Regions from separate parts of the Homo sapiens genome. Here region 2 is linked to region 1. Evidence: read pairs that join two places in POLR2A ChIA-PET (ENCODE). Cell type or tissue: endothelial cell of umbilical vein. All regions are shown on one strand. Links, peaks and the distances in the headings refer to the core of each region. The heading gives the core; the rest is flanking DNA.

The links. Peaks named below come from ENCODE experiments on the same cell type or tissue, not always from the same donor. Only the 100,000 strongest peaks of a DNase experiment are listed, where the experiment ranks them.
Region 2: POLR2A ChIA-PET joins it to region 1 with 8 read pairs; 4 of 35 experiments call an interaction of 5 or more read pairs at or near these places.

What each region holds. Positions count from the first base shown.
Region 1 is chr12:31,414,409-31,425,178 of GRCh38, reverse strand. It overlaps DENND5B (DENN domain containing 5B), which reads left to right. Exons shown (of 21, transcript NM_144973.4): 10 at 492-644; 11 at 1,504-1,582; 12 at 9,731-9,812. Among named protein-coding and RNA genes, the nearest start is that of LINC02387, 50 kb to the right of the region's middle. In endothelial cell of umbilical vein, for the core only: no CTCF peak of the experiment used is centred there; no DNase peak of the experiment used is centred there.
Region 2 is chr12:31,573,042-31,583,811 of GRCh38, reverse strand. The region is part of intron 1 of DENND5B (DENN domain containing 5B); the gene reads left to right. Among named protein-coding and RNA genes, the nearest start is that of DENND5B-AS1, 11 kb to the left of the region's middle. RefSeq lists a silencer at 8,411-8,611. In endothelial cell of umbilical vein, for the core only: no CTCF peak of the experiment used is centred there; a DNase peak (open chromatin) is centred at 5,001.

The DNA.
Region 1 (10,770 bases), core at 2,020-7,019:
CACTACTGCCCGGCTAACTTGTATTTTTAGTGGAGACAGGGTTTCACCATGTTGGCCAGGCTGGTCTCGAACTCCTGACCCCAGGTGATCCACTTGCCTGGGCCTCCCAAAGTGCTGGGATTACAGGTGTGAGCCACCATGCCCAGCCCTGACAGTACATTTTCTAAGTCTGCTGTAATTCCCCAATATCACAGAAGTTAATAATTTGACAACTGTTGTATATAAGCATCTTTTCAACATGGGGATGCCTTACAAATATTATCTTATATTCTCTTTAGTCACACTCCATTTTTCTGACAAAATAGTGACATATAAATTATATTAGTCCAGTTAGTTGAACATCAAGATTAAGAGATTTTTTTCCCAAGGTGATTACAAATCTGCAAATAGAAGTATAATGAAGGGAAACCAAGTCTCCTACTTTAGTAATTGACTTGTTGGTTTTTGGTTTCACTGCTGGGGTGCCTTATGACTACACGTGATATTCTTAGACAAAGCGCATGTTGGTGGAGAAGATGGGACATGAAGCGGTGGAACTTGGCCATGGAGAAGCAAACATCACCGGCCTGGAGGAGAACACCTTGATCGCCAGCCTTTGTGACCTGCTGGAGAGGATATGGAGCCATGGCTTGCAGGTCAAGCAGGTAACAGTTTTAGGAGGTCCTGGTGACATGGCCAGTTAAGAGCCCTGTTAAGAAATGTAACAAGGAGACAAATATGTCATTAAAAAAAAATAGGCTCTTTTGTCACAAGGGGACTAGAAAAATGCCACAGGCATTTTAATTTCAGAAAAAGAAAATATAACCCATGAGCAGGAGGTGGTTTGGGCTCTTTCCTGCTAAGCGGGAAAGGATGAAATAGCACATCATTGCAGAGGCTGTATCCCTAGTAAGTTCCATTAAATGTTTGCCTTTGTCACTGTCCAGAATTAACAGTTCCTTACCATTTTAAGTTATCTAATAATTCAGGGTGAAATCATTCAAATGGTCTCTTTGCTTTTGTCTCTCTAGTCTCCCTTTCTGATTTTTTTCTGATGTGTGCATGTTTCTTTCTTCTTCCCTTTTTCTCTTTCTCCTCTCACCTCGATTTTTTTCTCTTATCGCCACTCCATATATCCAAACATATTTTACATGTAGATGTACACAAGTACATTCTGTGCTGCTAGAGCATTTTAATTCCATGGTTACTAATGTAGCCCATGTAGACAGCCCTAATTACATACAACCAAGTAACAACCTAGCAGACATCAGAAATCTTCTGCCTGCCATGCTGGCCCTTTGCTTAGCTGCTTCCTTTTCCCAGGCTCTTGGTAGTCTTGTCAGTGAGGTACAGGATGACCTTTATGATACATGCAGAAGATGCTCAGAATGTCATACAACTAGGAATGAGTGAGCTTGGGTCACCAGACTTCTAAATGGCTATTGGAATATGAATGATTTGGATGAGAAATTATTTTTTGATGAATTATTTCTTATGAAATTTTTACACATCTTGTACTTTCAGGGGAAGTCGGCTTTGTGGTCACATTTAATTCAATTTCAGGACAGAGAAGAGAAACAAGAGCACCTTGCAGAATCACCAGGTATGACATCATTGGTAAAGAACTAGCAGCACTGGACTCTGAGAAGACTCAATACTATTTGGCCTTGTCTTGATCTCTTTCTCTCTCAAGCTAAAATTTACTCATTTTGCCAATAATGGGATAAAGTAGAAGGAGCAATATTACTTACTAACTGTGAGACCTGGGAAAAGTTACTTGCCCTTTCTGAAGTCCTGCTTCGTCATCTATAAAATAGGAAAAATGAGATTACCTAGGCTAGAACGGTCATGCTGATCAAATAAGGTATCATGTGAAAACCCCCAATGAATTGTAAATGGCCATACAAGGATACATTACTCTCACTAGCATTAGAATTTTTTTTTTTCTTACAAGTTTTATGCTAGGCACGGTGGCTCACACCTGTAATCCCACCACTTTAGGAGGCCAAGGTGGGCAGATCACCTGAGGTTAGGAGTTTGAGACCAGCCTGGCCAACACGGTGAAACCCCATCTCTACAAAAAATGCAAAAATTACCTGGGCGTGGTGGCAGGTGCCTGTAGTCCCAGCTACTGGGGAGGCTGAGGCAGGAGAATCGCTTGAACCCGGGAGGCAAAGGTTGCAGTGAGCCGAGAAGGCGCCACTGCACTACAGCCTGGGTGACAGAGCAAGACTCCATCTCAAAAAAAAAAAAAAAAGTTTTTATAACCATCATTAATGATCTTTCAGGGAGAAAATATGTACATATGTCTCAAAAATTTCAGGAGTTGAATCTCTCTTCAATTTATAGAAAATATAACATGTTAGAAGTGTCATAATTTTTTAGCTAATTATGTAGGATTTTTTAAGCTAAGTGTTCTACCTACTGTGTATTTTTCACAACAACACATGCTTTTCTTTATGTAAAATAACCATTTATTTCACAAAAAAGTAGAAGTAACTATGGGAAGCTAATTGAGATAAAATTGCTTTATACTGAATCAGCCATTTCGGAACCTTTTCAAAAAGTATGGATGACTTTGGACATTCAGAAATGTTTTAGATGGAGTCTCGATCTTGTCACCCAGGTTGGAGTACAGTGGTACGATCTCGGCTCACTGCAACCTCTGCCTCCCAGGTTCAAGTGATTCTCCTGCCTCAGCCTCCTGAGTAGCTGGGATTACAGGTGCATATCCCATGCCCGGCTATTTTTTTTTTTAATTTTTATTTTTGAGACACAGTCTCGCTGTGTCGCCCAGGCTGGAATGCAGTGGCGCGATCTCGGCTCACTGCAAGCTCCACCTCCCGGGTTCATGCCATTCTCCTGCCTCAGCCTCCCGAGTAGCTGGGACTACAGGTGCCCGTGAGCACGCCCAGCTATTTTTTTTTTTTTTTTTTGGATTTTTAGTAGAGACGGGGTTTCACTGTGTTAGCCAGGATGGTCTCGATTTCCTAACCTCGTGATCCACCCGCCTCGGCCTCCCAAAGTGCTGGGATTACAGGAGTGAGCCACCGTGCCTGACCTTAAAGACCCTTTTATTCATCCTAATTTCTTTTCCCTCACTGCCCCTAGAGGGCAACACTATCCTAAATGTAGTATTTATTGTTAGAAACCTAGTGTTTAAATGTATTTAATCAGACAGCTAGGAATATAAGCTGACTACATTGCCCTGGAGCTCCTGTAATCAGAATGCCAAGGTTCTGTTGTCCTTGGCTGTAACTATATTTATAAAGATTCAGATCAAGTTTAAAAGCATTCTCTAGTGTCCATCTTCTCTGCCAGTTTTTCTGTTAAAAAAATAGTAATGAGGCCAGGCATGTTGACTCAACGCCTGTAATCCCAACACTTTGGGAGGGCAAGGCAGGCGGATCACCTGAGATCAGGAGTTCAAGACCAGCCTGGTCAATATGGTGAAACCCTGTTTCTACTAAAAATTAAAAAAAATTAGCCGGGCATGGTGGTGGGCATCTGTAATCCCAGCTACTCAGGAGACTGAGTCAGGAGAATCGCTTGAACCTGGGAGGCAGAGGTTGCAGTGAGCCAAGATTGCGCCACTGCATGCCAGCCTGGGCAACAGAGCAAGACTCCTTCTCAGAAAAGATGTATATTTATAGGAATATGAAATATGTATTAAAACATCAGTTTAAATTGAAATCTCTCATTCTTAAGTAATAAGTTGTAATTATGCAAAAATTAAGTTTTTAAAATCTGGTTTTCCACCAAATACTTTTTTTGCCAATTATTAAGCTTCCTAATGAATGGCAATAAACAGTCTGCATTGTCATATTTAGGAAAGATCCTTAAAGATTTATGATGGGCTGGGCACGGTGGCTCATGCCTGTAATCCTAGCACTTTGGGAGGCCTAGGTGGATGGGTCACTTGAGATCAAGAGTTGGAGACCAGCCTGGCCAACATGATGAAACCCACTCTCTACTAAAAATACAAAAATTAGCCAGGCATGGGTGGCAGGTGTCTGTAATCCCAGCTACTCAGGAGGGTGAAGCAGGTGAATCGCTTGAACCTGGAAGATGGAGGTTGCATTGAGCCAAGACTGCTCCGCTGTACTCCAGCCTGGGCAATGAAGTGAGACTCCATGTCAAAAACAAAAAAAAATTTTGATGGGTTTGAACATTATTCTTACTAGCACTGAATCATGATGAGACTAGATGCTGGATTATTATCATGAGTCTTCAGAAGCAGCACTAAACAGGAGTCAGAGACATTTTAAGAGTTGCAGAGGAATGGAAAGATAGGGACCATAGTGGGTAGGCAGTATTAATTTTGATCTAGTGATCACTGCACCTAGTAGTTTGAAATCCTATTTCAGAGAAAGAAGTTCAGAATACAATTGGTCCTAGAACAAAGACTGTTCTTGACATATCACTCAAAAGTTTTAACCTTTAAATTCGTTGGGAGGACTGAGTGTGGTGGCTCATGCCTGTAATTCCAGCACTGTGGGAGCTCAAGGAGGACAAATTACTTGAGGCCAGAAGTTCAACACCAGCCTGGCCAACATGGTGAAACCCCGTCTCTACTAAAAATATAAAAGTCAGCCAGGTATGGTGGTGCACACCTGTAATCCCAACTATTCAGGAGGCTGAGGCATGAGTATCTCTTGAACCCAGGAGGCAGAGGTTGCAGTGAGCCAAGATCACGCCATTGCACTCCAGCTTGGGCAACAGAGCAAGATGCTGTCTCAAAAAAAAAAAAAAAATTGTTGGGAGGCTGGATATGGTGACCCAGTTCTGTAATCCCAACACTTTGGGAGGCCAAGGTGGAAGGATCACTTGAGCCCAGGAGTTTGAGACCAGCTGAGGTAACATAGTGAGACCCAGTCTCTACAAAAAAAATTTATTTTTCTTAATTAGCCAGGTATAGTGACACATGCTTGTGGTCCCAGATGCTTGGGAGGCTGAGGTGGGAGGATCACTTGAGCCCAGGGGGTTGAGGCTACAGTGAGTGCTGTGATCCCACCACTGCACTCTAGCTTGGGTGACAGAGCAAGACCCTGTCTCCAAAAAATAATAATAATAAATAAAAACGTTGAGCCAGTTCTTAAACTTTGCACCTTCAGACAAGGTTCTACTAAACTGGAAATGGATTTTGGCAGGGGGTAGGTGTAGAGCCCTTCCACTGAAGGGAGTGGAAATGCTGCCTTTTTTCCTTTTTTTTTTTTTTTTTTTTCTGAGATGGAGTTTCGCTCTTGTTGCCCAGGCTAGAGTGCAATGGCGCAGTCTTGGCTCACTGCAACCTCCACTTCCTGGGTTCAAGCGATTCTCCTGCCTCAGCCTCCTGAATAGCTGGGATTACAGGCGTGTGCCACCACACCTGGTGAATTTTTCTATTTTTAGTAGAAACAGAGTTCACCATGTTGGCCAGGCTGGTCTCAAACTCCTGACCTCAGGTGATCCACCCGCCTCAGCCTCCCAAAGTGCTGGGATTACAGGTGTAAGCCACTGTGCCTGGCCAGAAATGCTGCTTTTAAGTGGTTATTCTGGATCTAACCCAGGAATTTTGAGTCACTCTTCATCTTATCTTCATCAGAAATTATCTATTAATTACTTACCTACCTATAGACTGTACATGGTACTGTAGAAACATACAGTCCCTGCCCTCTACAAACGTGCTGTCTGTGCTACATTTATAAAATTCACCACTCCAAATAGAAAATAAATAAAATGTTTAACTTGTGTTCATTCTTTTTTTTTTTTTGGAGATGGAGTTTCGCTCGCTCTTGTTGCCAAGACTGGATGCAATGGCATGATTTCGGCCCACTGCAACCTCCCGAGTTCAAGAGATTCTCCTGCCTCTGCCTCCCAAGTAACTGGAATTACAGGCATGCGCCACCACATCTGGCTATTTTTGTAGTTTGATTCAGGCAGATGAGCAAATTCTCGTAGCCAAGAATTAAATCCATGAATCTTTATTTTGAAGGAGAAAGTGGCCTATTGTTTGAGTATTTTCAATTAAGAAATAGTAATGGAAGTATACATTTACATAGTTTATAAAATTCTCTTCTAGCTGGAGTAGGATTCATGGAAACCTTCTTAGATTTTAGGTCTCTAGATAAAAGAAGTGGTTCCATTTCCTAACCCCTAATTTGCCCTCTGCTCACAGGCTTTTAAACTCTTCTCTCCAGAGTCACTAATAAATTACTGCATTCATTTCCTAGGGCTGCCATAATAGAGTACCACAAACTGTGTGGTTTAAACAACAGGAATTGCCAGGCACACTGGCTCGCACATGTAATTCCAGCACTTTAGGAGGCCAAGGTGGGAGGATTCCTTGAGCCAGGCGTTTGAGACCAGCCTGGGCAACATAGTGAGACCCCCATCTCTATTATTTAAAATGAAGTTTCTCACTTGTTCTCTAGTTTAAGAGGCATGATTACTTCTGGTTGTCGTGTCTCCCTCTAGCCAACTTGTTAATTATGGTTTCAACTCCCCTTTTTTCCTCTGTCAACCTATTTCTTACCGCCTGTGTGGCCATCTTTCATTCTGTCTAATCATCTGGAGTGTAGAGGCCTTCTCTGAGCCATCTCACTTTGTCCTCAAAAAGAAAGCTGTGGCCGGGTGTGATGGCTCATGCCTATAATCCCAGCACTTTGGGAGGCCGAGGCAGGCAGATCGCTTGAGTCCAAGAGTTTGAGTCCAGCCTGGGCAACATAAACATAGAGACAAAACCCCGTCTCTACAAAAAAAAAACACACAAAAATTAGCCAGGTGTGGTGGCATGCACCTGTAATCCCAGCTATCAAGAAGCTGAGGTTGGAGGATCGCTTAGCCCGGAGGTGGAGGCTGCAGTGAGCCGAGATCATGCCACTGCACTCCAGCCTGGGCGACAAGAGTGAGACCCTATCTCAAAAAAAAAAAAAAAAGAAAAGAAAAAAAGATATGCTTTCTTTAATAACATGTAACACATTCCCTGCAAGTCTGGAACAATTTCTTCAGCATTTATTACCTCTTGGGTGTCAAGATGAATGGGTCTAGTGCCCCATTGAAACTCCCTCCCAAAATCGCCACAACAAATGTCCTATTTATCATCCACATGGTATGGAAGGCCCTTGAAAGTAGTGCTTTTAGATTGGACTGGCCACAACCTCTTCCTTCTGGCAACCCCATCAGTACTCATTTATACCTGCTAGTGTCAAAAGCATAGGGATCCGAATACACCAAAATGTTCCCTATCTTCCTTTAGTGCCAACTTCATATATATTTATGTGTTTTGGTATTGTATCCCAGCCCCCCAAAGTAGAATGAATCTAAAACCTGAGAAAATGGCAGGTTTAATATACAGCAAAAATTCACATTCTAAGTTCTACTTATATAGGTGTATTTGCTGAGTATGATGTTGGAATTTCATTTTTATTTATAGATGGGAAGATAGAAATGAAAGGCCTAAACTCCATGGCATCTCATTGAGCACGAGACCAAACACTGCAACTACAATATATTAGCCAATAGATGTTTGCTTAGCCGTTGCTATATGAGAATAATCTTTCTTCTTTCATACATAAGAGACAAAACCCCGTCTCTACAAAAAATACAAAAATTAGCCAGGTGTGGTGGCACGCACCTGTAATCCCATAATTGTTAGCTTTCATAAATGTTAGCTATTCTTAAATAAATGTTAGCTATTCAGGCTTCATAAGAGAATACTCATGGACATTATACTTAGTGTCTATTTAGATTACTCACTTTGCATGCTGTAATTACTGTAGTTTGGACTCTGAACTTTAAGGTAGAAACTTATCAGATTGAAGAGTCCGAAATCTTAGATTTTTTTTTTTTTTTTTTTTTTTTTGAGACAGAGTCTTGCTCTGTCACCCAGGCTGGAGTGCAGTGGCATGATCTTGGCTCACTGCAAACTCTGCATCCCGGGTTCATGCCATTGTCTTGCCTCAGCCTCCCGAGTAGCTGGGACTACAGGCGCCCACCACCACGCCCAGCTAATTTTTTGTATTTTTTAGTAGAGATGGGGTTTCACCGTGTTAGCCAGGGTGGTCTCGATCTCCTGACCTCATGATCCGCCCGCCTCGGCCTCCCAAAGTGCTGGGATTACAGGTGTGAGCCACAGCGCCTGGCCTTTTTTTTTTTTTTTCAGAGACAGTCTCATTCTGTTGCCCAGGCTGGAGTGCAGTGGTGGGCTCAGATGATCCTCCCAACCTCAGCCTCCCAAGCAACTGGTGCTACAGGTGAACACCACCATGCTCAGCTGATTTAAAAAAAAAAAAAAAAGCTAATTAAAAAAAAAAAGACATATATATATTTAGCTTCCCATTGTCCAAACCCATATAATTATTTGCAAAAACGGGGTCTTTCTGTGTAGTCCAGGCTGGTCTCCCTATGTTTCCCAGGCTGGTCTTGAACTCCTGGGCTCAAGTAATCCTCCTGCCTTGGCCTCCCAAAGTGTTGGGATTACAGGAGTGAGCCACCGTACACAGCTTAGATTTTTTTTCAAACACTCAAGAGTTTAATTGTGTGACTTCAGTTCATGAGCCCAGAGATGTTTCACATTTTTTAGTAGCTTAATTTATATACATTGCTTTCATGTGTAATTATCTAGAGCTATTAGAACAAGTAACTAGAAAGTAACTGGCCAGGCATGGTGGCTAACACCTGTAATCCCAGCACTTTGGGAGGCCAAGGCGGGCAGATCACTTGAGTTAAGGAGTTCGAGACCAGCTGGCCAACATGGTGAAACCCCGTCTCTACTAAAAAATACAAAAATTAGCTGGGCGTGGTGGCGCACTCCTGTAGTCCCAGCTACTCGGGAGGCTGAGGCATGAGAATTGCTTGAACTCAGGAGGCGGAGGTTGCAGTGAGCCAAGATCACGCCACTGCACTTCAGCCTGGCAACAGAGCAACAGAGCAAGACTATATTTAAAAAAAAAAATACAAAAAAAAGTGCCTGGTCCTTATGGCCAAAATTTGTACACATTGCATTGTTTGCTAGGTAGTCTTTTGTGATTCATTTAAAATTTCCAAAAGCAGTTCCAGATTACATAGAAAGAAAATAGCTGGGTCTGGGCACGGTGGCTCACGCTTGTAATTCCAGCACTTTGGGAGGCCGAGGCAGGCGGATCACCTCAGATCGGGAGTTCAAGACCAGCCTGACCAACATGGAGAAACCCTGTCTCTCCTAAAAATACAAAAAATTAGCCAGGTGTGGTGGTGCATGCCTGTAATCCCAGCTACTCGGGAGACTGAGGCGGGAGAATGGCTTGGACCTGGGAGGTGGAGGTTGCGGTGAGCTGAGATCGTGCCATTGCACTCCAGCCTAGAGAACAAGAGCGAAACTCCATCTCAAAAAAAAAAGAAAAGAAAATAGCTGATTTACTGTGTTAATAATATAGCCCAGCCTGGGCAACATAGGGAGACCCCGTCTCTACAAAAAATTTTAAAAATGAGCCATGTGTGGTGGTGCACACCTGTAATCCCAGTTACTCTGGACAGGGCTAAGTTGGGAGGATCGCTTGAGCCCAGGAGGTTGAGGCTGCAGTGAGCCACGATCATGCCACTGCAAACTGCACTCCAAGCTCAGTGACAGAGCAAGACCCTATTTTCTTTAAAATTTGTTTTTTGACATTTTGGGCTAGATGATATATATTGTTAAAATTTGTTCTTATCGAAGCAGTTTCAAAGTATTTAATATGAACCATGTATATTTTTTATTACTTTTCTAATATTTTGTTGATATTTTTCTACATAGTTGCCCTCGGACCAGAAAGAAGAAAATCTGACTCAGGAGTTATGTTGCCAACGCTCAGGGTCTCTCTTATTCAGGACATGAGGTATTTGTTATTAATACATGTGTTAGCATGTGGTGATAACTTTGAAGTATTTTGTGGCTTTTAACTAAATTGCTCAAATGATTATGGCTGTGTTTATTTTTGGCTTATGTATTCTGAAGAAAGCATTTTTTATGATTTCATTTATCTTATTTTTATACCATTGTAGTGTTTCCTGACATTAAATCCAAATGGAAGATGCAGCTGAGAAGAGTTTTAAAGCATCTCTAAATTTTTTTATTTTATTTTACTTTTGCGACAGGGTCTTGCTTTGTCACCCAGGCTGGAATTCGGTGGTGCAATCACCACTCCCTGCAGCCTCAACTTCCCAGGCTCAAGCAATCCTTCTGCCTCAGCCTCCCAAGTCGCTAGAATTACAGGCACCTGCCACCATACCCAGCTAATTTTTTTGATTTTTAGTAGAGACAGGGGCTTTTTTTTTTTTTTTGAGATGGCGTCTCATTCTGTTGCCCAGGCTGGAGTGCAGTGTCGTGATCTCAGCTCACTGCAACCTCTGTCTCCCGGGTTCAAGCAATTCTTCTGCCTCAGCCTCCTGAGTAGCACAGGCATGCGCCACCATTCCTGGCGAATTTTTTGTATTTTTAGTAGCGACAGGGTTTTACCATGTTAGCCAGGATGGTCTCGATCTGACCTCATGATCCACCTGCCTCAGCCGTCCAAAGTGCTGGGATTACAGGCGCGAGCCACTGTGCCCGGCCGAGATGGGGTCTTAAATTGCCCAGGCTGGCCTCAAACTCCTGGGCTCAAGTGATTCTCCCGCCTCGGCCTCCCAAAGGGCTGGGATTACAGACGTGAGCCATTGTGCCCGTCCTAAACTATTTTATAGCTTCTTTTGTTCAGTTTTTAAAACTCCCTTAAACACCTCTGCCCACCGAAGAAGGTACAGAAGAAAAATTCTGCAAATAATGGCAGGATATGTGGCAGAACAATTGCAATCAGG
Region 2 (10,770 bases), core at 2,749-7,748, 160 kb before region 1:
GCCACTGTCCTATAAGAATCTGTGATGAAATAGTAAAATAGCTAACATTTATAGAGTGCTTTCCACATGCCAGACACTGTGCTAAATTCTTGTTGTTGTTGTTGTTTGTTTTTGTTTTTGTTTTTGTTTTTTCCCAGACACAGTCTTGCTCTGTTGCCCGGGCTGGAGTGCAGTAGCGTGATCTCGGCTCACTGCAACCTCTGCCTCCCAGGTTTAAGTGATTCTCGTGCCTCAGCCTCCCAAGTAGCTGGGACTACAGGTGCGTGCCACCATGCCTGGCTAATTTTTGTATTTTTTGGTAGAGACGGAGTTTCATCATGTTGGCCAGGCTGGTCTTGAACTCCTGACCTCAGGTGATCCTCCTGCCTCGGCCTCCCAAAGTGCTAGGATTACAGTTGTGAGCCACCCCACCCAACCACTGTGCTAAATTCTTTATAGTCAGTACCTCATTCAGTCTGGACAACAACCTTAGGAAATAGGCATTCTTTTCTCTCTCTCTCTCTTTTTTTTTTTTTTTTAAAAGACTGAGTCTCACTCTGTCGCCCAGGCTGGAGCGCAGTGGCGCTATCTCTCCTCACTGCAATCTCCGCCTCCCGGGTTCAAGTGATTCTCCTGCCTCAGCCTCCTGAGTAGCTGGGATTACAGGCACACGCCACCACACCTGGCTACTTTTTGTATTTTTAGTAGAGATGGGGTTTCACCATGTTGATCACGCTTATCTAAAACTCCTGACCTTGTGATCCACCCACCTTGGCCTCCCAAAGTGCTGGGATTACAGGCGTGAGCCACCACGCCTGGCCTGTTTTCTCTTTTGTACACAGGAGGAAACTGAGTCTAGAGAATGAATACTTTACTTCAGTTCCTATAATAAGTAAGAAGCCTGGATTGAAGATCTGTCTGACATAATTCATCCATACCCATAACATCCATACCCATAACCACTATATTTGCTGTCTCCCTAGTAACATATGCTGTATCATACAGATTGTAAAATCTACCAGAATATAGATCCCAAATGGGTAACCTTATCGTCAAGTGAAATTATCTTCTTATTCCTCTATATGGGAAAGATATTAAAGGCGACACTATCGGGCAGGCCTTTATGACCTGACCTAGCTTGTTTCTTCTTTGGTCAGCACTAGTAATTTCTCTTGCATGCATTTCCTCATTCATTCATCACAGATTTAGATTTAGAAGATTATATATTTAATGATATTTTTGCTTTTGTCAATGAATATTTTTAAAGATAAGGTGTTACTGTATAAAGGCTTTTACTATGAAATATACCACTTTTAACTTTTTAAAAAACCTCTTTGCTCTTCTTACTGGGTTTTATCATTTCTTAGCATAAATAATTTGTCATTAGGTGAGTTTATAGTTTTTTAAAGGAATGTATGAATGCTTGTGAAACCATAGCTGGCAGGGCAGTGAGTACAGCAGTTAGAGCTGAATGCACAGTCAGAAGCTGAGATTCCATTCCTGGCCTGTCACTTATGACAGCCGCAGGCATCAGTGTTCTCGTCTGTCTTGAAAAGGGTTAAATGAGATGAATGATTTCTAACTACCACCCTTGGGGCCTGAAATTGTTTTTGAGTAAAAAAACTAAGTTTATCTGTTAAAAAAAAATTAATCCTAAATGTCATAGAACAAGAGGACGAGTACACACCACATGTATAGTCAGCCCTCCATGTGTGTGGGTTCCACATCTGTGGATTAAACCATCATCAAATTGAAAATACAGTGTTCCAAAAAAAATAAAAACCAAAAATTGTGGTTGCATGTACGTGTTTTTTGTTCTCGCTATTGTTCCCTAAACAATACAGCATAACAACCATTTACATGGAATTTGCATCGTACTGAGTATTATAACTAACCAGGAGGTGACTTAAAGTGTACGGGAGAATGTGCGTATGTTATCTGTACGTACTACACGATTTTATGTAAGGGGCTTGAGCATCCTGGGAGTCTTGGAACCAATCCCACACAGATACTGAGGGATAACTATACCACATGAGGAGCGATTAAGTAATTAGAAAATCAGCCACCAGGAAAGGGAGAAAATCAATTAGTTTATACAGTTCCCTTTCCAGAAAAGCTACTTTTTTTTTTTTTTTTTTTGAGACAGAGTTTCCCTGTTGTTGCCCAGGCTGGAGGGCAATGGTGTGATCTCGGCTCACCGCAGCCAGCGCCTCCCAGGTTCAAGCGATTCACCTGCCTCAGCTTCCCGAATAGCTGGGATTACAGGCATGTGCCACCATGTCCCTCTAATTTTTTTTTGTATTTTTAGTAGAGACGGAGTTTCACCATGTTGGTCAGGCTGGTCTCGGGCTCCCGACCTCAGGTGATCTGCCCGCCTCGGCCTCCCAAAGTGCTAGGATTACAGGCCACTGTGCCTGGCCGAAAGCTACAATTTTTAAGAAGCATTTTGAAATCTTAATGTCAATTAATGGACTCCCAATTATTATCTACATGGACTTTTAAGGACCCAGGGGTTCCTGTTTGAAATTACTGTACTAATCTCTAGATTATTACTGTAGTATGGATGATACTGCCAGTTCCCAAATATAGTCATTGAGATCTTAGAATAATTTTTTTCTACTTAAAATTCTCTAATAACTTCCTTTGTATTTAGAATAAGATTCAAACTTTTAGGTATTTGTTTATAACAAATAAATATTACATTTATTTGTTTATTTATAACAAGAGTGAGACAGGGTCTTGCTCTGTTGTCCAGGCTGGAGTGCAATACTTCAATCACAGCTCACTGCAGCCTCAACCTCCTAGGCTCAAGTGATCCTCCTACCTCAGCCTCCCAAGTAGCTTGGACTGTAGGTGTGCACCACTATGCCTGACTGATTAAAAAAATTTTTTTTGTAGAGATGGGGTCTGTGTTGCCCAGGGTGGTCTTGAACTCCTGGGCTCAAGGGATCCGCCCATCTTGGCCTCTCAAAGTGCTGGGATTACAGGGGTGAGCCACTATGCCTGGCCTATGTGTGGATTTTAAAAACTCTAAAATGGACCAGGCGCGGTGGCTTAGCCCTATAATCCCAGCACTTTGGGTGGCCGAGACGGGTGGATCACTTGAAGTCAGGAGTTTGTGAGCATGCTCACCAACATGGCGGAACTCTGTCTCTACTAGAAATACAAAAATTAGCTGGGCGTGGTGGTGTTTGCCTGTAATCCCAGCTACTCGGGAGGCTGAGGCACGAGAATCGCTTGAACCCAGGATGTCAAGGTTGCAGTGAGCTGAGATTGCGCTGCTGCACTCCAGCCTGGTTAACAGAGTGAGACCCTGTCTCAAAAATTAAAAATAAAATAAAATAAATAAAAACAGTAAAATGGAAGCTAGAGTTTTCTTAAAAATGAGAAGCTTGAGATTGATGAAAAAGCAAGATAATGGATAAATGATTTCTAAAAAAAGGTATCTAACAGCTTTGTGAAGGGCTAATAAAATTTCTTTCAACTATAAAATGTATTAGCCTATTCCTTTCCTCTTCAAATAAGATACGGTAAATAAAATTAACCATTTTTACCAGGTATATGCAAGCAAGCATGCAGGTACCAACAAGGCTTTGATTTTTTTTTAAGCAAACATGTCTTATTTATTTATAAACTAGTGCCAAGTGATGAGCATGTAAATGATGGGCAGTATTTATGAAATTTCAGAAAGTGGTTGTACTAAAGAGCACTTGTAGCTTCAGTTGTGGTTTTAAAGGAATATCTTAGGAAACTGCATTTACAGATTTGTTCTTCATGGCACCTACATCAGCTTTGGGCACAGTCAGTCAGTACAGTTCTCTTTGTTTCAATAAAGTTTAATCCTATATATATATTTTTTTATATATATTTTTTTCTGTTTATACTCTCCTATTGTGCTTTACAATGCACTGTTCTACCTAAGGCTTGACTTTTTAAGATGGCACCATGTAAGGTCCTCTTGGCCAGAGATTCCAAAAATTTTTGATATGGGACTGTCTTTCCCCATTACTCTTCTCTCTTCTCTCTTCTCTCCTCCCTCCCTCCCTCCCTCCTTCCTTCCTTCCTCCCTTCCTCCCTCTCTCCCTTCCCTCCCCTCCCCTCCCCTTCCCTCTTTCTCTCACTCTTTCTCTCTTTCTCCTTTTCTTTCTCAGAATCTCGCTGTGTCTCAAAAAAATAAATAAATAAATAAATAAACCCAGGCTAGAGTGCAGTGGCGCAATCTCGCCTCATTGCAGTATCTGCCTCCTGGGTTCAAGTGATTCTCCTGCCTCAGCCTCCCAAGTAGCTGGGACTACAGGCACTCGCCACCAAGCCTGGCTCATTTTTGTATTTTTAGTAGAGAAGGGGTTTCAGCTTGTTGGCCAGGCTGGCTTCAAACTCCTGGCTTCAGGTGATCACCCCCCTCGGCTACCCAAAGTGCTGGGATTACAGGCATGAGCCACTGCGCCTGGCCTCCATTACTTTTCAAACAAAATGCAGCGATGACTGGTTGAGTGTGAGGAGGTAAGAACTCAGAATTCTAGGAATGAAAGTATTAGTATTTTATCTGCTGCTGAGACAGCACATCCTGAGGATAGAAGAGGCCGCAAGATTAGCTTTCTCAGATGTTCTGCACCTTTTCCAAGAATCTATGACTTTACTAACTTTATTTGAAATTAACTCTTGTAACTATTTTTACTAACATGGGTTTCTTGGGTTACCTTTTATTTTTCTGTTAGAAACTTGTGTATATCACTCATGCAGAAAGCTAATTTTGAAATAATGCTTTATTTAAATGACTTTCAAAGATATGTGCTAGCATTATTAAGTCAGAAGTAATCCCAGGAAGTCACCCTTATTCTATGATGCTATGAAAATAGCTAACATTTATGAGGCATGAACTGTGGTTGGTGATTTATAAACGCTAATTCTCACAATAACTTGAAAATATGACTTTTCTCATTTGATAGATGAGAAGGATGACATTCAGTGAGTTGCCCAAAGACAGGAAAGGCCATAGCTTGGATTCCATCCCAGGCTGTCTGGCTGCAAACTAGCCTTTTTTCCTACGCCCTGCTGCCCCTCTGAGTCCTTCAGACCAGCTGTCCTCAACTGCTGGGTGGTGACACATTAATGGGCCTACTGTTCATGAGCTAGGTCACAAGTAATTATTAACAGTAGTAGACATACTGAGGTTATGATATATATTTTAAAATAAGTGGAATGGATTCAAGGTCTTCCCTCTAATGATATTATTTTTATTCAGTTCCATTCCTGTATGCTTTTACTGGGTGGGAGAGAAAGGTGGCATTATATGCATCAAACCAGTAATTGTGCATAGCCCCATACATAATGGGAAATCTATTTTATGCTACTGGTAAGCTACCGTTACTGATGAGCTATGAATAGTTTCCACATATTAATAAAGCCTTTTAGGAATATCACTGCAGAAGTAGTCAGTCTGTTTGCTTTACTTTCCTCTAGAAAACTATTTTGTGCATTATCTGAGGACACCCATGGGAGTGTGTGTCTCAACACTTTTGCTGATCTGGATTGTTTCTAGATACTTTTCTCAATTATACAATGTGACAGTGTTTTGGAAAGAGTATTTATAAATTACAATAAAAAATGATCCAAAAGGTGATCTGAGCTAAAGACGAACAAACAAAAATGTGATGGAGTTAATAATGTTAGGGTTGTAGTTTTTTTTTTTTTTTTTTTTTTTTTGAGACAGCGTCCCACTTTGTCCCCCAGGCTGGAGTGCAGTGGCATGATCTTGGCTCACTTCAGTCTCCACTTTCTGGGCTTACGCAGTACTCCTGCCTCAGTCCCCCAAATAGCTGGGACTATAGGTGTGTGTGCTACCACGCCTGGCTAATTTTTGTATTTTTTGTAGAGATGGGGTTTCACTATGTTGCCGAAGCTGGTCTCGAACTCCAGAGCTCAAGCTATCAGTCTGCCTCGGCCTCCTAAAGTGCTTAGGTTTACAGGCGTGAGCCACTGCACTGGACCCTGTAGAATTTTTTCATTCAGTTCTGCTGTGAAGACTGAAGTGCTGAATCCTTAAATATAGTTTGTGGACCTCTAGATTTTAAACTGTGAAACCCAGTTTAAAGATTTTTTTTTTTTTTTTTTTTTTTTTTGAGACAGAGTCTCGTTCTGTCGCCCAGGCTGGAGTACAGTGGCGCAATCTCAGCTCACTGCAAGCTCTGCCTCCCAGGTTCACGCCGTTCTCCTGTCTCAGCCTCCTGAGTAGCTGGGACTACAGGCGCCCGCCACCACGCCTGGCTAATTTTTTGTATTTTTTAGTAGAGACGGGGTTTCACCATGTTAGCCAGGAAGGTCTCGATCTCCTGACCTCGTGATCTGCCTGCCTCGGCCTCCCAAAGTGCTGGGATTACAGGCGTGAGCCACCGTGCCCGGCCTAAAGATATTTTTAAGTTTAAATATTTTTAAGTTTAAATCTATTTTTATAGATTCCCAGAGACCTTCTGATGAAAATCCACTTAATTTTGCTTAATTTTTTCCTGTCCATGCCTGGAGAATCCAGGTTTCTGCTTTGTAGACTATATTTTCTTGCCCCTCCCTTCTCTTCCTCTTTTCTAGTACAACATACTCTGTCATTTATTTAAACAGGAAATTATCCTATAGTTTGAGAAAACATCAATGTAGAAGTGATAATGTAAATTAAGTAAATTTCTGATCATCTTAATTCCTCAGTACAGCTTGACACAAGATTGCTCATAGACCAGGCTTTTGTACTTTTTTTCTCTAATCCCTTCTTCAAAGATCACCCTTATTTTCACCTTGGTCCTCATGATGCCACCTCTTATTGCTCTTTTGGTTGTCCCTTTTTGAGAAAAACCTGTAGAAGAAGAAATATTCTTTTGACAAAAAAGTTCTTGTATCATTATGTAAAACCTCATAGTGAAAAAGCTCGCTCTTTTTTTTTTTAGAAATAAGGTCTCACTCTGCTGCCCAGGCTGGAGTGCAGTGGTGTGATCATAGCTCACTGCAGGCTTGATCTCCCAAACTCCTGGGCTCAAGTGATCCTCCTGCCTCAACCTCCTGAGAAGCTGAGACCACGGCTGTGCGCCACCATGACCAGCTAATTAAAAAAAACATTTTTTTTTTGTAGAGATGGGTTCTTGCTTTATTGCTCAAGCTGGTCTCGAACTCCTGACTTCAAGTAATCCTCCCTCCTCATCCTACAAAAGTGCTGGGATTATAGGTGTGAGCCACCACGCCTGACCTGAAAAAACTCTTGGAAATGTCTGTCTGAATCTTCCATTTACCTTCATTTCTAGCAGAAACTGGGAAATTTCTTTTTTTCTTTTTTCTTTTCTTTCTCTCTTTTCTCTGTCTCTTTCTTATCTTTCATTATTATTACTTTTTTTTGAGATGGTGTGTTGCTCTGTCTCCCAGGCTGGAGTGCAGTGGCATGATCACGGCTCACTGCAACACACTCTGTCTCCCGGGTTCAAGCGATTCTGATGCCTCAGCCTCCCGATTAGCTGGGATTACAGGCGTCTGCCACTACGCTTGGCTAATTTTTGTATTTTTTAGTAGAGACAGAGTTTCACCATGTTGGCCAGACTGGTCTGGAACTCCTGACCTCAAATGATCCACTCACCTTGGCCTCTTAAAATGCTGGGATTACAGGTGTGAGCCCCTGTGCGCGCGGCCTCATTCTTCTTTTTTTTTTTTTTTTTGGAGACAGAGCCTTGCTCTGTCACACGGGCTGGAGTGCAGTGGCACAGTCATAGCTCACTGTAACCTCAACCTCCCTGGCTCAAGCAGTCCTTCCACTTCAGCCTCTTGAGTAGCTGGGACTACAGGCATGTGCCACCATGCCTGGTTAACTTTTTTCTTTCTTTCTTTCTGTTTTTTGAGACAGTCTTGCTCTGTCTCCCAGGCTGGAGTGCAGTGGCGTGATCTTGGCTCACTGCAACCTCCGCCTCCCGTGTTCAAGTAATTCTCATGCCTCAGCCTCCCAAGTAGCTGATATTACAGGCATGTACCACCGTGCCCTGCTATGTGCCTGGTTAATTTTTAAATTTTTTTGTAGACATGGGGTCACACTGTGTTGCCCAGGCTGTCTCGAACTCCTGGACTCAAGCTATCCTGCCTGGGCCTCCCAAAGTGCTGGAATTACAGGTGTGAGCCACCACATCCAGCCTGAAACTGGGCAATTTCTTATATCTCACATCTTTTCGGGTTTAGTACCTTTTATTTCCAGTATCTGTTCAGTTTTCTTCCTCTTCCTTCTCTTGTGGTCCTTTGAGAAAACAGGGACAATCTGCTAGTCTAAGGATATTCTTTCTAGATATTAAATTTATATCAATTTTTTATTGCTGTAGATCAGGACTAAAACAGCAAAAAGGAATTGTTTCCTTTGGGCAGAGATGTGACTTGCTTTTGAAGGGGGAAGTGGGTAGTCACAATCTACTCTTACGTAATTCCCTGATGTAGTCCTCCTTTGTTACAAGAATCAGCACCAACATTATCAATTGGAATTCTATGAGAATGACATACTAACTTTAATAAGAATACATTGAGCAGTAGGAATTTATGGCTGGTTATAGGTTTAAAGCTTGTAGGTGATTTACTTTTAGAACCACAGTGTTTTCTATTTTTAGGTTAAGTTATCCTCAACTTCAACTCTAACTTTTAAGGAAATATAAATGGCTGGGGTAACAAGATAACAGATTGTTTAAAACTATTTCCTATCTCCTGTCTCAAGTGTATGTATTTTCTTAATAAATAAACTTTTGTCAGGATTTCAAAATATTCTTGCTCAGCTCGAGGAAAATGAACTTTCACACTGGACTTAACTTGTTTTGTGCCATTGTTCACCAGAACAATGACTGTGATTTCACAGTTAAAACACAGGCATTGGTACCCTTGAGGTGACTATGTGAAAATAGGTTATTTTGTTTGGTCATTCTCACTCCTGTCTGGCAGTGCTTCATTTTTTCACTGGCAGCTCTAGCTACAATCTGATTTTAATTAAATATGTGAAAGCTGTGTGTACTAGAATGTAAAATCTTGTATATTCTTCATAGTGAAGGACTGACAGGACCCGTTTACAGTGAACCACTTGTAAATCATCTTGTTTCTGGTGGATGGGGCCAATGGGGAAATAATTAAAGTATTGAGTGTATGGAGAGGATAGAAGTTGGTAGAAAACAAAAACTTAAGAACCATACTGGTGATTCCAAAATTCCCCCTCCACCTCCCTTTTATTATTTTATTTTTTATTTTGAGGCAGAGTCTCGCTCTGTCACCCAGGCTGGAGTGCGGTGACGCAATCTCAGCTCACTGCAACCTCCGCCTCCCAGGTTCAAGCGATTCTTCTGCCTCAGCCTCTCGAGTAGCTGGGACTACAGGCATGCACCAGCATGCCCAGCTAACTTTTGTATTTTTAGTAGAGACAGGGTTTTGCTGTGTTGCCCAGGTTGGTCTCGAACTCCAGACTTCAAGAGCTCCACCCGCCTTGGCCTCCCAAAGTGCTGGGATTACAGGGAGCCACCGCGCCTGGCCACCTCCCTTTTAAATTATTATTATTATTATTATTATTATTATTTTTTAGAGACAGGGTCTCATTCTCTCACCCATGCTGGAGTGCAGTGGCGCGATCACAGCTCACTGCAGCCTCGATCTCCCGGGCTCAAGTGGTTCTCTTGCCTCAGCCTTCCGAGTAGCTGGGACCACAGGCACATGCCACCACACCTGGCTAATTTTTTTTTTTATTTTTGTAGAGACAAGATCTCACCGTGTTGTCCAGGCTAGTCTCAAATGGTCCTTGCCTCAAATGGTTCTTCCACCTTGGCCTCCCACTGTTGGGATTTCAGGCATGAGCCACTGTGCCTTTTTTTTTTTTTTTAAGAGATAAAGAGTCTCCCTTTGTTGCCCAGAATGGAGCACAGTGGCTATTAACAGGCCATCATAGCTCACTACAGCCTCAACCTCCTGGGCTCAAGGGATCTTCCTGCCTCAGCCTCCTGGGATAGCTGGGACTAATGGCGTGCACCACGGTGCCTGGCCAGAATTCTCTTTATCTCTTTGATACCTCTATCACCCTCTCTGCCACTTAGAACACAAAATTTGTGGTTAGAGTAGAAGTGGTAGAGGGATAGCCAGCAAATGCCCTAGACCCCAGAGCTTCTGTAGATTTAATTGTCCATTGAAGAATCATGGAGTCATTATAAGAGTCTCTTGCACAAGTGTTGAGCCTACTTAATGAATATTGAACGAAATTACATTCACTTTTCCCTGGAATGAAATCTCTAAGCAAGAGTAAAAATTTAGCTTTTTCTGAATGTGAACATAAGGCCATGAAGTAGACATACCTTGTTGAATCATTATGGGGCAGAGGCCCAGATATGAAATGTCTGTTGACATGTATGCACATTCAGTATTTATTTCAGTGCCTTATTGAACTCTATTGAATAGGTCAGGTGACAGCTTTTATCTGAACATCAGTCTTTGAGGGACAGTTGAAGCACTGGTATATGTGTGAGCGAGAGATTGGTGTTTTTTTCAAATGTAGAAGAGGTAACTTCTTACATTTTTTGCTCTTAAAAGTATATTATTTCATAATATTCAAATTTGCCTTGGGATTTAAAGTATAAATTGTCATTTTAGTAACACAATTGAATATTTTTTAATATCTCTGAACTAATGAGATACAGTTTTCTTTCAAGTGTGGGAACTATTTTGTACCCTGTTCCCTGACCTCTGCCTTTTGACCCTGTCACTTTGTGATGAGATTATAGATAGGCCTTTGAGCTTTTCTCCAGTCTGCTCAGG